2 separate regions of the Homo sapiens genome follow, and region 2 is linked to region 1. The links are chromatin loops, found by intact Hi-C in ENCODE. Cell type or tissue: dorsolateral prefrontal cortex. All regions are shown on one strand.

Region 1 (8,000 bases):
TCCTTAACTCAGAGTTACACTGAAGGTGTACTTTAGTAGTATCACTAGACAGTCAGCTTTTTTTTTTTTTTTTTTTGAGACAGAGTCTCGTTCTGTCACCAGGCTGGAGTGCAGTGGTGCAAACTTGGCTCACTGCAACCTCTGCCTCCTGAGTTCAAGCGATTCTCCTGCCTCAGCCTCCTGAGTAGCTGGGACTACAGGCACATGCCACCACACCCAGCTAATTTTTGTATTTTTAGTAGAGACCAGTTTTCACCATGTTGGCCAGGATGGTCTCGATCTCCTGACCTCGTGATCCATCCGCCTCGGCTGCCCAAAGTGCTGGGATTACAGGCATGAGCCACCTCGCCCAGCCGACAGTGAGCTCCTGATGGCAGATCTGTGCTCAATCTCAACATCTCGGATATGCTCAGATAGAGCTCTCATTTGATGAATGTTAAACACATTTTTCACAGAGGTCAGTCTTAAGGCTGATATCATTTATTATTGATAATTGAAGCCATTTATAGAACAATTAAGGCTTTGTGCTAAGTGCCTTTAGATATTATTTTATTTAATCCTCCTGTAATTTTGCAATAAACATCTAGGAAATGAGTAGCATTTATTCCTATTTTTTAAAAATTATTTTCCATTTTGTTTTTATTTTTTGAAGAGATGGTGGTGTCACTGTACTGCCTAGGCTGGTCTTAAACTCCTGTCTGAAAGAAACCCTTCCACCTCAGCCTCCCAAACTGCTGGGGTCACAGGCATGAGCTACCACAACTGGACAAACCCCATTTTAAAGATGGGAAGGTTTAAGTGACTCATTCAATGTCATATAGCTGGGGGCAGCAAAAGCAAACTTAGAGGGCATGTCTATCAAACTTGTAAGCCCATATTCTTGCTATGACATAACACTGTCTCTTGCTTATCTCCAGTTTGTAGACTATCAGAGAGGTTAATACAATGGGCTCTGAAATTAACCTTATAGGGTTTGAATTTCAACCTCAACATTTGCTGTATACCCTTCAATATATCACTTAACATTTCCAAGCTTCACTTTTCCCATATGAAAATAAAGACAGTAATACCTGTCTCATAGGGCTGCTGTGAGAACTAAATGAGATAATTCATATGAAAGCATTTGCCGTGTAATAATTGTTCAATGGGAATGAGACAGTATTTATGTGATGACACTGGCCTGTTTTATTTTCTTTAAAATACTTGTTTAAATATACATTACTCGTTAGAATTTACAATATATATACTTCTGTTCCTCCCTAATTATATCAATAGGCCAAGCTACAAGAATTCGACTTTAGATAAACACACTATGGTATAGAGATGGAAAATTATTTACTTATAGTCTCACAAAAGTAGAGGAATCAGGATATAGAACTCTGGTCTTTTATTTTAATTTTTCTTTTTTGAGATGGAGTTTCACTCTTGTCACCCAGGCTGGAGTGCAATGGCACGACCTTGGCTCACTGCAACCTGCAACTTCCACCTCCTCGGCTCAAGTGGTTCTCCTGTCTCAGCCTCCCGAGTAGCTGGGACTACAGACACCCACAACCATGCCTGGCTAACTTTTTTTGGATTTTTAGTAGAGATGGGGTTTCACCAAGTTGGCCAGGCTGGTCTTGAACTCCTGACCTCATGTGATCCACCTGCCTCAGCCTCCCAAAGTGAGAACTTTGGTCATGTTCCTATAGTTCAAGTGCTACTTGTCCTCTACCATATTGCCTTATCTTTGCAGAAAATGAAATACGAGGAAAATTATTTTTCTTTGTATGTAAAAGCTTCCCAACTAAAGACTGGAAAATATCACTGAGGGGGGTGTATAATCTCTTCCCCCAAGGCTTCTTCACAGTTTGTCAGAACATAATCAGTTTGTGATAACATAGGTGATTTGTGATTATAGGCAATTGGTTGGACCAGATCACTTATTTTATTCCGCTCTAATCATATAAGTTTATGAAAGTATGAGACTGGAAAAAAAAACCTGCATAAGTCCTTTTAAACTCTTCCTGTTGTGAGCCTTGAAGTCAATTCAGGGAAGTCCAACTTTAAGGCAAATGCACTATCAAGAAGAATGGATGAGGGAGCAGCCCATAGACCAGCCTGAACGTTGCATTCCTGACAAGAGAATTGGCAGAGTGGAGGCTGCCTGGTAGGTCAATGGATTTGGAAATGAAAGTTACATCATGATTACACGGAAAAAAAAAGTCTCTGATAAATAACAAAGACTGCCACAGAGGCACATAAATAACAGTAGCTAGTAGCAATACGAAGGATACTTTTACTACTGCAGGGCTTCTAGATACTAAGCTCACAGGCACCACTCGCAAACTCAAGGTGCCAATAGGATAACAAAATGCAGAAGTAAGGTTACATAAGCTGATTAATTAGTACAGCAGCTGATTTACTTAAGTTTTTGTTGTTGATTTTGCCTTGCTTTTTGAATTATGTTGTGCTGTTTTTCTCTGGAACCTACATTCATATCTGTTGTCAGACAAAAATCTATTTTGTAAAGGGTTGTTAGTGTTTGATTGCCTCTTATCATGGATTATATATACATTGTTTCACGAAGTTTTGCTCAAGAGATCACTTGTAACATCCAGTATTCCTCAGCAGTTTCAGTCTGAGAAATGGGACATTCTTTACCCCACATTTTATAGATTTTGGATAATAGTATGGGTGCTTTTTTCCCCCAAGGCTAGGAGTAGGGCATATACTTGCCAGAAGCCACTGTGAGCCCAGAAACACAACAGCATGCTTATTTTAAATGATAGAACAAATTATTCCTGTTTGTGAACAAAAAAATTAACATTTAAAAATATTTCAATTTGGAGAATTTGGGAAGAATTATCAGCACATTTGAGATGTGGGAGGAGTGTTATATTTTATTGTAAAGTCATTTGCTAAATTATTTATCCCTGTTCTTTCTGACCATCTTATTAAATATAGAAGTGTATTTAAGTCTTAATATTAGAGAAAAGAGATTGCACTGTTAGCCACTCAGCTACCCTTTTATATTTGCCTGGTAGGTTGAAGCATTCCCTGGCATCAGTCTTTCAATAGATTGAAATTAATATCTCTAATTCCGACTTTAACCTAGGGGTTTGCTGTTATCTGATGGTATGTTAATAGTGCTACACGAGTCGTAAGCCTGTCCCCTCAACCTAGAGAGTTCATTAGGCTTTCTATGAGGTGAAAAAGAGGAGCAGGAAGCCAGTGCCAGTTATTCATTGCCTTATGACTCAATTCTAATCACTTCAGTGCATGTGACTGACAGAGAAATGCTCTCTGCCGTGATTGAGGGTATTGATTTCCCAACCCCTTTCGGGGCACACTAGACAGACACAAACAGAGGCTTCGGCTTTCAAAAAACCTCTTCATCTGCCTTAATCACCTGATCGATAATCAGCATCAAGACTAGGGATCTTGAACAAAGCCTCCGCCAATGTCTTTATTTTCTTTCTTCCATTGGGCTACAGATCTGCTGAGTCAAGGTGATCTTAATAGATCAGAAAGTGAACAGTAAGCAACAACGGTAGCAGCCTTTAGTGACAGTTGTTAGATCTAGAAGTTCCCATTACAAAAAAATGTAACTGTTTCTCTCTTCCTCCTCTCCACCCACATCCTTCATGGACCATTGGCTGGCAAACTAACCCCTGCATACATGGCTGAACACTCTGAGAGCCAGCAAGTGAAATCACTTCTGTGACCCAACCAACTGGAACACGGAGTGTGGGGGAGTGGGAAACATTCATAGACAATGAGCTAGCTCATGAGTTTCATATTTTACAGTGGAAGACCACAGGCAAAGTTAAGTCTGAATTATATCTGAGAACGGAACAATAAGTAATGTGAAACACTCAGCTCGCCCAATACTGAGTGCCTCTAGACAAAGCTTTCCATTTCAAGCTTTTAAATATTTGAAAGGTAAGAGTATGCTCTATTTAAACATTTTATAGAACATTTCTCGTTCGGTTTTTTTAAAGTATTTTGATCAGTCACATCTATTTGAAGCTCTGACATTTTAAAATTAAAATTGAAACACTGTTTCCACATCTTGGAAAAAATTTTAATAAATGTTTAAAATTAACTTGTAAATTAAAGGGCTATCTTTAAATCTTGGCATTGCCCCTTCCTCCAAAAGTGTGTAACATTACCTTCCTCAAAAGTTTGCTTTGTTAGGATTTTAAGGGGAATTTTTTTTCTATAACCCCACCGATTTGATTGTGGTAAATGGTTAATTTGTGGTCCTACTTAAAGAATTTTTTTATTCAGCTCTAAGAATTCCCTACTGAATGGAAAACAGTAACACTTATCAAATACCATCTATATTGCCAAAGTGTGAAATGTTTCCAATTAGAATTTCATTCATGTTTAGCCAATTTTTCAATTGAATTAAAAAAGCATAAAACACACATAATCTAATGTATCCTCTGTGACGAGTGAGTCTTTATTTTGCTGAATTCAGAAGAGCCTCATCCAATATAATCACTGCATTCATTCCAATTATAAGAGCAAAGTTGTGCAGACTTCTTATATGTTATGCGATGTCAAGAAGCACAGTGCCCAGCACTAATACCTCCAGTGAAAAAGGCAGCGATTTCCCACAGCAGCGCCTTGATTTAAATTACAGAGCACATTTATTATGCTTCTGTTCCTCAGACTGTGAAATACCATAGTACAGTAGCTTTGTTCTGACCCCTTCTCCAAAGCCCTGCCTCAAAGTGTGACTAATCTAGTGCCGGATGACAGCTAACTTCAACATCAGACAACACGAAAATTGAAGACACTTTTTATCCTCTTGCCAATCTGCGAGTGTCTGAATAAGCCTCGTCAACTTCATTACAAACTCATCATCTCTTGTGTAGATAATGATAGCCTAGGCTGGTGGAGAACTCAGCTTCTTGTTGTTTTTACTGACTTTCTCTGCCTTCAGGCCAAGCATCTGTGGGGATAATGAATGGAGCAATTCTTTTGGCACAAAACAAAAGGCTCTTGGGGTGGGGAAAGGCCCATGGCGTCAGTCTAGGCACAGCTCTCACAAACGAAAATTCTTTGTTATGAATCGCTCCTCAGAAAATAGCTCTATCGTAACCAGAGAAGTGAAGGACACAGAGTAACTTTGTACTGAGGCAGGGAGGTTAAAGGCAGTGACCATGTGAAAGAATTTCAGAGGGATTTGATTCTTCTTTTATTATTTTATTTATTTATTTATTTTAGGTGCCTTTAGCTAAAGCCTATTTGTACCAGATAGAATAACTGTACAGTACCAGCTGAACTATTTAGGATACATTCATTCTAGCATTTCAAAATGGTAGACTTTCTGAATTAGTTCTCCTAGAACTACTGATGGGGTGTGTACAGAACATATAGAGAATGTGAGAATATAGCAGTAGGGAATGTACAAAGATCCAGGAGCACCTTTTAAAGCAAAATTCATCTATTATACTAGTATATGAATATATATCATACCTTTCCCTAGTCTGTTGAGACAGAAGTTAGAGCTCATAATCATCCAAAATTTAAAATATTAAAAATAAGTTTTTACAATTTTATGAATTGTGTGATTAAGAAACGTGGGTGATAGCTAATTATGCCTTACAAGTATGGTAGCTTTATATCATTTATACATATCCCTAATAACTATTTGATCACTTAGCAGATTCTGCTACTAGGCATATTAATCGGTGGCACATTTAGTAAAAAAGATCTTTGTTAAGTAGTGTGGCTGAATATGATAGTTATTTTACCAATTTCTTTTTCTCTTTTTAGAACGTGAAGTTAGTGTGACAATCCCACAATAAAACCCACTCTCTTGAAATTTGATCATTTACTTTGAAGTGATATTCAGCAATTAAATTTTGTATTTCTTTCAATGTTCGTTATGAAAATTGATGTCAATTTTCTGTCTCCTCACCAATTGAAAATAGCTTCTGCATATTATGTCATCTAGTCCATCTGTGATATATAAGGCGTGCCTAGGTAGGATATTTATTAATTTCATTTTAGATTGATTATTTTCATGTCATTTTCATGTGGGCACTTAGGAAGCAAGGGATGAATGAATACAATGCCACTAAGTCAATTTATAGTATCATGAGCAATTCCAGTAATAACTGTAGAGGTCATAAAAAGAGAAAAACAATAAGAGCTAGGGAAAAGCTATCTACAAATCTTTAGCTAAGAGACAACTATTTTGTGTTCTTTTGTTGTTGTTGTTAAATAATATCCTTAGGCATTTGTTTCTCATAATTAAGCAGCAAATGCTGTATTTTACATGGAGATACACTGGTATCTGTGAAGAGAACAGATTAATGTAATGTTTTGCTACCTTTGACCTTGTATCCTTGAGTCTCTTGATTCTATGTCACCAAACATAGCACTGTAATAGAGTTGAGGTCCAGCTAATAGTGTGTGCTATTCTGACTGTCATGCTCCATCATTGTAACTTACTGCATGAGGTCCCCAATGTAGCCTCGTGTGCACATGTACACATGCACGCACATGAGCGCATGCACCCACACACAGAAAATTCCCACTGACAGAAAAAAAAAGTAATCAGAGAATGCTTTTAAATACAGATTTTTCATTCAACTCATAAACAAAAAAATCATCTTGTTCAAGGTCTGTGTTCTAAAATGTTGTGATTCAGAATGCATTTAAATCCACCTCTCTTATAAAGTTTATTAGAAGGAGATAATCACAAAACATCCAAGCTCTTTTTTTTTTTTTTTTTGCATTATCCCATTATGGCAAAGTGTTATCAATTTACATTTCAATTTTCAACCTATTAACGTTAAGCTTCATAAAGTGAGAAAGTACTCTATGATGTTTTTGTTTCTTGACATCGTTTCTTCTTAGATGATTGGTTTAAAAACAACTTGAAAATATATTAAATTGTTTATAAGTTAAATGTATTAAATAAATTATTCTTTTATTATCTACTTCCATGTTTCCATATATATATATATATATATATATATATATATTACACTAGTAGGAAAACTGTGTGAGTTTCAAGCAGCTGAGCATTGCCCCAAAGCTATTATCCAACATTTCAAAATTTAAGAAGGGATTAAGATTCCTTATGAATGCTGCAGTTTTCTAGTGAATCTTGAAAACATAAATGAAGAGGCAGCTGTAACTGTTTCTAAGTGAAAGGAATACTCAAGAAGTATGTTTGATTTTAAACAGCCAATCCCAAGCCCATTATGAGATTTTAAGCTCCCATCCTCTGCTCCTTCTCTTATTCTCTCATATCTTCCTTCTTCCTCCTCTCCCTTTCTTTCCTTTCTTCCAGTTCTCCATTCTCCATCCTCATTTTAGGTGGCTAGTCCACTGGACTTTAAAAAGCAATTTCCTTTATCTGGAAATAGCACTTTCTTTTTCCAAATTCACTTGAATATAGCTCTTCAACCACATCATGTCAATCCCAAATATTATCCCAGTGACTGCGTCTGATAGGTCCAAAATAGTTTGTAAAATGAGGAATAAAAAATCATAATCAGATAAACACTGGTTATAATTTAATCTGTTTTTAAAGCATCATGGAGGGTTCATTTTTGTGAAGAAAAATAAGAATAGTTACAACTTTTGTTACTTCATGTATATGCATATGTATATGTATATATAAAATTAGCTGCACAAGCAACTTGGAAAGTTTTCTTATCTCACTCTACCAATTAATTAAACCAAATATTAGGTAGAAATAAGAATAGCCATTTGGAGAAATGTCTTTGTGTATACATTATATAGAGATAGAAGTTACTTTCAGCGAGTAACTGCATGTCAGTACTAAATTGCATTTTATACAACTTAAAATTATTTTTCTATATTTTTCCACTTGAAATTTTACTGAAATTTCAAATCAAAGGCACAATGTTTATATCCACAAAATGAATAGTAAGGATAAAGCTTAATTTTTAAAATCTAGAAACAAGAATATCCTGTTAATGAACACCAAAGTAAAAATAGGTTAGATGTTCTTCCTAATATGGCCGACA
Region 2 (8,000 bases), 73 kb after region 1:
ATGGGTCATGATTGGTTGGAGCCAGTAGTGGTGATTTGATTCCCATTATGAAGTGATGGGTTTTGGCGTGGGTATGTGGTGCATTTTTTGCTATGACAACTAAGACAAAATCAGCTGAATAACTTCTCAAAAGTTTTTCCTTACTCTTAAAAAAGTACATGAGATAGTTTCTTGTTTTTTTTTTTTGTTTTTGTTTTTTTTTTTTTTTGGCTTTCGTATATTGTCATCTTCAAGTCATACAAAGAACTGTGGTTGCCATCTTGGAAACGGAGCCTAAAAGGATAAGTCAATATATTGAGGATGGCAGAGTTCGGGGGAACAGTTGCTAGTGTTGAGCTGACCAATGAACTAAACCTGGAGCTGTCCTCCTTTGGACATTTTGCTATGTAAAATAATAAATGTCTTTATGAATTAGCCCACTTTCAGTTGTATTTGTTGGTATTTTAAGCTGAAAACATTCTAGAAACTGCCGAGGTAATATCTTATTCGTGCCTTTATCATAGTGCTTGGGTTGAGTTAACGGGAAAGGCTGGTAGAGGTGAGGAATGGCAATGGGAGACCCTAGGTAAAGACAAGGGGCCTTAAAAAGAGCTAGAGAAGACATTATGAATCTTTGTGAAAAGGATTTCTTAGGGGAATTTGAAGGACTGCTGATTGTAATGATTCCCAGCTTCATAATTTGGCCTAGAATTAGTCCTACTATAAATTTCTGGTTCTGCAGTGAATTAGTAGATGTTAATGGATTATAAACATCTGTTGTTCTAACAAGGTGATATTTTACCCTTTTATAACTGCTAAAAAATAGAATTACTGTCACTGTTTTTAAAGTCATAACATAGAGTTAATAAATAGCTAAATTTTTATCAGTAAAATACTGGAAATTTAAGACCTTAAACTGATTTTCTTCAAGATGTCTCAGGTAATAGGTAAATTTGGAATTAAAATACATTCAATTTTTAAAGACTCTAGATCCTGAACACTTTCTAAGCTAGAAATATGAGTCCACTGGACATATATAATCTTTTTTAAAGGAAAGAAAAAATATTTCTTTTACTCCAAACAAGCTATTGCAGCTTCCTAGAATTGCAATAGTATTAGCAGTTCATAAAATTATAATATGTATATATATGTCCGCCTATTTATATACATGAATGCATTTGTGTAAATATATATGAAAACACATAAGTCTGAAAACATGCATACATCTTAAATTACATTTATTTGAAAATAAACCCATCATTGAAGATTTCCTTTTCATATACCTGAAATTGCACTTCAAAAAAAATAAATATGCATTTATAACTGATCTTATTCTCAGTTAATACAAATTAATGGGCTTCCTTATATGACATGTACAATGTCAGGTTAACAATAGCCACCTCGAAGATGGGAGGGGCTTATTTTGGGATGCAGTGGTCTGATCTATCCATCGGCAGAGTTAATTTTTCCTTTCATTCTTGAGTTTCCCCTTGTATATCATGGGTAGTCACAGCCTTTCATTTCCTATTGGAGTTTTCTCTTGGGCTGTTGTCCTGACTCCTCTTTTTCAACTTCCCTTTCCTTCCTAGAATTGTGTTGCTATCTACTTTTGAATATATAACAATAAAATTGAAGCTAAAATGTTCCTTGGGTACATCAGACTGTCCAAGAGAGTCAATAATATGATTGGCATATCCATCCCTTCACCATTTGTTAATGTGCATTGTGCTCAAATGTTCAAATTCATCAGGTCAGTGTTCCAAATGCTGATTGGAAATATTATCTAATGTGCATTGTATGCAGTAGAGTCACACTTCAATTTCAGCACAGGTTTTACATTTTAGTTCCTGCTCATAATCTAAATAAACATAGCGTTTCTCAGCTTAGATTTATTTCAGGCATGCTCTCTCCAAAGGATTTAAAAATTAAAATGACTCCATAGCAGAATGGGAATGTTTATCCATTTAAGATGCTTAGAAATATAAGGCATAATCATCTTTCTTTTAAGCATAATACAGTTTTTGAATAACAGAGAAAATCATTTTGAACTACATTTAACAAGTAGCTTGTTTCAGCTTCGATATTAGCTTGATTTACCATCTGCAGAATTACCAATAACATGATGCATTTATTACCCGTAAAAGCTATTAGCAGGTCATTTTGTTCAGTTCATCATATGTGTCTTGAGACACAATCTGGCGTCTAACAGATTTTCATACATTGATGTCGCAGAGAATCAGACTGTTCTTTAATTGATTGTTTCTTGCTAGACTCCTTTTGATTAAAACAGGTTATGCTATTTGCTTTTACTTCCACATTTCTCCACTTCAAAGTCTGGCCACAGAAAGCAGAAATTATTCTCATTTCTCTGGGTTCTTTTAATTCAAAGTGAATGTATATATTTAAAAGTCTGCCATAATCAAGGGCTTTAAAAATGACTTCGGTTTTTCCAATATATGACTCCCTCAACAAGAATGCAATCCTTACCATGCGTTTAAAAAATGGATTTATCTTTTCCTGCCAAGTCATCATATATTGAACCTCAGAACCTTAAGTGAGTATACAGATCATAGGGACCAAAGGGAATAGAAAGTCTCCCTCAAAGCACTCTTTTCCTCACAATTTGCACAGACCCCGACAAGCAAAGCTGAATTGTGGTGATAGTGTTGTATCCTTTTCCAGAGGGAAAAGAAAAAAGAGTCTTTTGCTAAACTGATTTCAGAAGGCCTAACTCATATTGTTCATTTAAGCAAAGAGATTGCGAAGCTCCTGAGACAGCCCCCCTCCTGAAACGAAACAAAAAAAGAAAAGAAAAAAAAAGGAAATTCCAAAAGATATGTGAACTCAAGGGAGATGGGGTCGGTGGTCCTGTGTCCGGCCTTCTACACACATTCCCCACACAGTTAACACCATAAAAATGAAAAGGCTGAAATCAGATCAGTACTCATCAATAGGAATGAGTAGCAGCTTGCAGGCTCAAAACAAAAGCCTAATTCAGCCCTCAAAAGGTTTTTGTTTGCCTAATGTCAGAAACAAACATAAAACTTTCTATCATGTGACATCCATGACACCAGGCGAGAGCAGTCACCCTTCCCTTAGGCTTCTGTCTGACATAGACAAAAGCCATCAATAGCTCTTTTGTATCCTACCTCAGCTGTCTGTCTTCATTGATGAGTCAGCCAATCATTCCCAATTGTCATCCGCTCCTTCCAGGTGAAATTCCAAAGTTCCCTGTAACAGTCCTCCAGGTCCCAGGACACACTAATTCACAAAATACTATTCTAGCCAATAGCACTCTTCACAGATCAAACATTTTATCAGGAAACAAAAATCATTTTAGTTCTTATTTGAAATTTTTCTGTTTCTTTACTATTGTTTCCACACATTTTGTGAAATATTGGCTCTTCTAAATTTTTTTGGGTAACCAGAAATATGAAAGTATACTACATGTTATTTTGTCATTTTTGTACCAGTAACTCCTTAAAATTTACAGTAGATCTATACAAAGTATAGCTGCATGGGGATTCTAAAAGATTTTTAATGATTTAAACTTGAAAGCCACTATTCAGAGCCAGTGATGCATTGAGGAAAATTATGTAAGTTGTATTTTAGAAATTACTTTTACTCTAAAATTTATTTAAAATCAAGTTGCGCCAATCACTTAAAATATTGCACCAAATTTCACAGGAAATCTCTGGGTGGATGTTTAGTATAAACTGAAAAGCTTAAATGGCTTAAAAATAGCTTGGAAACATCATATAGACACATGAGGCAGTTATTATGTTTAAGTGATGGGAGTTTAATGGTCTTCTCATACATTAAGCCTACACTCTGATGATGGGGAATGCTTTCATCTCACTCTAGAAATGGATAAAAATAAATATTTAGATTGAGTAAATCTGTTGATTTATTTAGTTTCCTTACCTATTTGTAATATTCTTGAAATTCAATGAGGTGAATTTTTACAGCTCAGAGTTCATTAGCCTTCAAATATATAATAAATAGTATGCACTTGGGACAATTAACTGAAGTATAGTCCTGTCTCCTCTCATGATCATATGTTCCAATTTGCACTACTGTAAAATGAAAAAACAGCAGCAACCACACTATTTTATTTGATGGAATACTTCTTTAAATTGACACTAACAAATACTATTCTTAGTTGTGAAGAAATAAGTATAAGTCCTATTCATAAAAATATACCTGTATCAAAGACAGTAGAAATGGCTAAAAATGTACCATTATTTGATTTTGAATTTAAAGTCACAGTTTTCAATGAATCTGTTATGGGGAGATATATCACAGGACACAGCAAGAACTGCATGAAAATTTGTACTTAATACAAATGTAGGCAGGTAATGGAATGGGTTTAAAGATAAATATGTTTTTAAAATGGTATGCTTCTCTAGATGAAAATATGAACTTTTGCCAGAATCCCTTTGAGAGAAGTGGGACAAAAAGCAAAATTCTTTGAAGTGTTCATCAACGTTATCTGTTCTAATCTGGAACTACAAAGTTATACAATCTGTAGATTTCATTTACCAGCTCTGTACCAGTCACTCATGTTAATAAAAAAAAGGATCAGCTAAATGTATTAAAATAGCAGACGTATCCTGAATTGTTTCCTCTGACAAGTGAAATAATAGTTTATTATTATTATTCATCACACATTGCACAGAATTTCTCTGTAGGTCTGTGAAGATGTGATATAAAAGGTAATGTATTACCCAGTCAGAGTTCTCCAGAGAAATAGATCCAATAGGAGATCTATCTACATAGAGAGAAAGAGACAGAGAGAGGGAGAGATTTGTTGTAATGAATTAGCTTGTGTGGCTGTGGAGGCTGTGGAGTCCCAAGATCTATGGTTGGAAAGAAAGAGACTCAGCCAATCAAATGATGTAGTTCCAGTCTGAGCGTGAAAGTCTGAGACACAGGAGTGCTGATTGTGTAGTTCCAAATGAAGTCTAAAGGCCTGAGAAGCAGGAGAGCTGATGGTAAAACTTTTATCCGAGTCCAAATCTGAAAACAAGAGAAGACCAATGTCTCAGCCCAAAGACAGGCAGAGAAGAAGCACAGTCTCCTTAATCTGTCCTTTTTTTCTATTCAGGGCTTCAGTGGATTGGATGAAGCCCACTCACATTGGGGAGGGCAATGCGCTTTACTCAGTCTACTGGTTCAAATGTTACTTTCACCCAGAAACACTCTCACAGTTACACTCAGAATAATGTTTAACCAAACATCTGGGTACCCCATGGCCCATTCAAGTTGATCCAAAATTAACTATCACAGTAATGCACGGTAATTTTATTTCATTCAATGGCTTTCTTAATAGTGAAAAGTGAGATCAAATAAATTACCTTAAATCCTAACAAAATTTACCTTTTAGGCTTCCATTTCCAAATTTGGTAGAATGTTCTAAGATAAATGAATTCTAGGATTTTAACATTATTTTTAAAAGTATATATTATTGTTCTCATTTAGACATGAAGAAACTGAGACTTCAAGATGCAGTTATTTCTCTTTCTTTTCATTAAAAAGGGGGATATGAATAAAACCTCCTCCCTCTTACATGAGTTTCCTTTATTTTCATAGTGGGAATCAAAGTCAATTCCATTTTATGAACCCAGATGATTGGGTAGTGGATGGATACAAGGCAGCATGATTTCTTACTTCTGTTCTTTGGAAATTATTTTCTTTTATAATAAAACTGATGCAATTATCTATCTTTCTCTTAACCACCTGCTTGCATTTTTCTTCAACTACGTAGTCCATGCTACAAAGGCATATGTTGGGTATATAAGCTTTCCCATGCCAACTATCATGATGGCATCTAGAAGTGAGTCAACCCAACTGGTACCTCCAGGGCCCCAGAATGATGCAACAACAACAACAACAACAAAAACCCGCTAATCAGAGGATAAGGGGACATGCGGACTGGCAAGTTTCTGAGTAAATGTAAGTCTGGTTATCCATTTAATCATAATCAAATTATTTATTTAGTGCTTGAATACATGCTACACACCTCTCTATAATCTTTGATTTATTTTTTTATTTAATTCTCCCTACAGTCTTGTGTGACATATATTTTTTCCCATTTTAGAGATGATGAAATGAGACCCAGGGAAGTTAAGAAGGTGAGAACCATTTGAACTGGGCTCCAGAGCCTTGCTTTGACCATTATGCCAGTTCCCACATCCCTCATCTGCATAACGAAGGAAAGTTAAGCTCTTGAAGTTTCTTCTTAGTCCTTGTCTTCTGTGACCCCTTTTCCACTCTAAATTAACTTCCACTTGCTCTTCGAATCATTTTATTTCTTATTTGATCACTTTAATCTTTCCTCTAGATAAGTGATCCACACTTAATCAAGACATGAGATAACTCTCCCATTTTATCTCTTTTTTCTTTCTGCCTTGCATCACACACACACACACACACACAGACACACACACACCCCACACATTCCATTGTATAAGGTCGTTATGTTCTATAAAGTCCCTGCAAAATGGAATTAGCAAATACTGAATCATTGCTCTTAGGAGACATATAGAGTTAGGTTCCTGTAAGTCTCTGGTTACATTTTCATCACCCTATCAGTGTGTAACCTTGTTCCATGTGTGTTTCTCTTTAAAGCCATGTTATTTAACATATGTTGTCAATTTATTAATGTTTAACTCACAGCCAACATGCCTGAATGAAGCTTAGCTAGCACATATACTTCCTCAGTAAGACACATCACAGCTTTCTTGCACTTAAGAACACAATGCACCACTTCAGCAATATGTTTGGGAGTCATTTTAAACACAGAAATCACCAAGAAAAAGTACAAAAGTGCAAAAACTGAAGCGCTAAATATACAATGAATAGGACACTTGGTGACAGTATGAGAGCTGGAACAAGAAGGCAGGGCATCACTTTGGCCTCAGCTGGGAATGCGTGTGTCAGACAACTTAACTTTTTCATTGTTCTGCACATGTGCATATCTGCAAAGACTTTGAGTGCATCATAAGTATTGATTTGGGGGATATAAATAAATATTAGTGAACAGGCAAATTTTCAAATACAGAATCCATAAATAATGAGGATCCTCTGTGTACATCTCATCTTTGATCTCTGTCTTTCCACCTCTCTCCTTTCTCCCTTCCCCATTTTCTTCTCTTTTATCTTCTCTAGAGGAAATTAAATAAGTAAAAAATATGAATTTTCTTTTCAGCCTTGTTTCTGCTATCCTTATTGTCTTCTGCTTTTCAGAATTGCTAAGATTATTCTACACATACATACACACACAATTTTTGATTCCAAATCAATTCAGCACACATCTATGTTGTCATCAATGTTATGGCTGATTATAATTATTTTATATAACATGATTTCTGCTTGAAAAGTGGTCTTTAAAATGTTCGTAATAACAGAGAATCAAAGGCAAATCCAGGAATTCTTGCTTTCTCCTTTCTTTCGCTGACCTCTATATCACCTCACACTATACAGAGGCAAGAATGTCTATATTTCTGATTTTTTAAGCTTCAAATTACTTGCATTTAATTTAGCAATCTGCTCTTCATTGGAGATAGTTGAATTTACAAAAGCAATTACACCAGTTTCCTGTGACTTTGAAGGATATATATAGTTGCGTTAATTAAGTAGAAGAGGAGAATGTGGATTGCTGGTGATTTTCCAGTGGAAAAAAACAATTGTCGTCGTCTGTGCAGCATTAATTGCTACATAGGGTAGGAGATTAATATTTTTAACATTTTAAGTGGTTTTGCATAAATGTTAGCAATAAGCAAGCCATTTTATGTCTTATTGGTTTGCATTTTTAATAATATTGGAATGCTAGCCTTCTCATAAAGGAAAGATTGCAACAAAACAGAAATAGTGTTTCAACCTTGCTAGTTATGTGCAAACTGACCCCATGTACCCTCTTTGGGGAACACTCAAAGACAGTGGTACTGTTGAAACCATAAAAAGGGGAAGAGGTAATTTATTTTTAATTTTTCTTACATTTGTGAATTTAGTGCCAGGAA

Evidence for each region. A loop is a pair of places that touch in the nucleus more often than their neighbours do. Peaks named below come from ENCODE experiments on the same cell type or tissue, not always from the same donor. Only the 100,000 strongest peaks of a DNase experiment are listed, where the experiment ranks them.
Region 2: it touches region 1 in a loop (11-fold over the local background); 5 of 110 quality-filtered maps call a loop at or near these places.

What each region holds. Positions count from the first base shown.
Region 1 is chr2:164,011,206-164,019,205 of GRCh38, reverse strand. No RefSeq gene overlaps it. Among named protein-coding and RNA genes, the nearest start is that of FIGN, 280 kb to the right of the region's middle. RefSeq lists enhancers at 3,429-3,578, 3,619-3,668. In dorsolateral prefrontal cortex, a CTCF peak has its summit at 4,876; a DNase peak (open chromatin) is centred at 4,985; H3K4me3 peaks cover 1,131 bases; H3K27ac peaks cover 1,148 bases.
Region 2 is chr2:163,938,687-163,946,686 of GRCh38, reverse strand. No RefSeq gene overlaps it. Among named protein-coding and RNA genes, the nearest start is that of FIGN, 210 kb to the right of the region's middle. In dorsolateral prefrontal cortex, no CTCF peak of the experiment used is centred here; a DNase peak (open chromatin) is centred at 3,056; H3K4me3 peaks cover 1,050 bases; H3K27ac peaks cover 1,931 bases.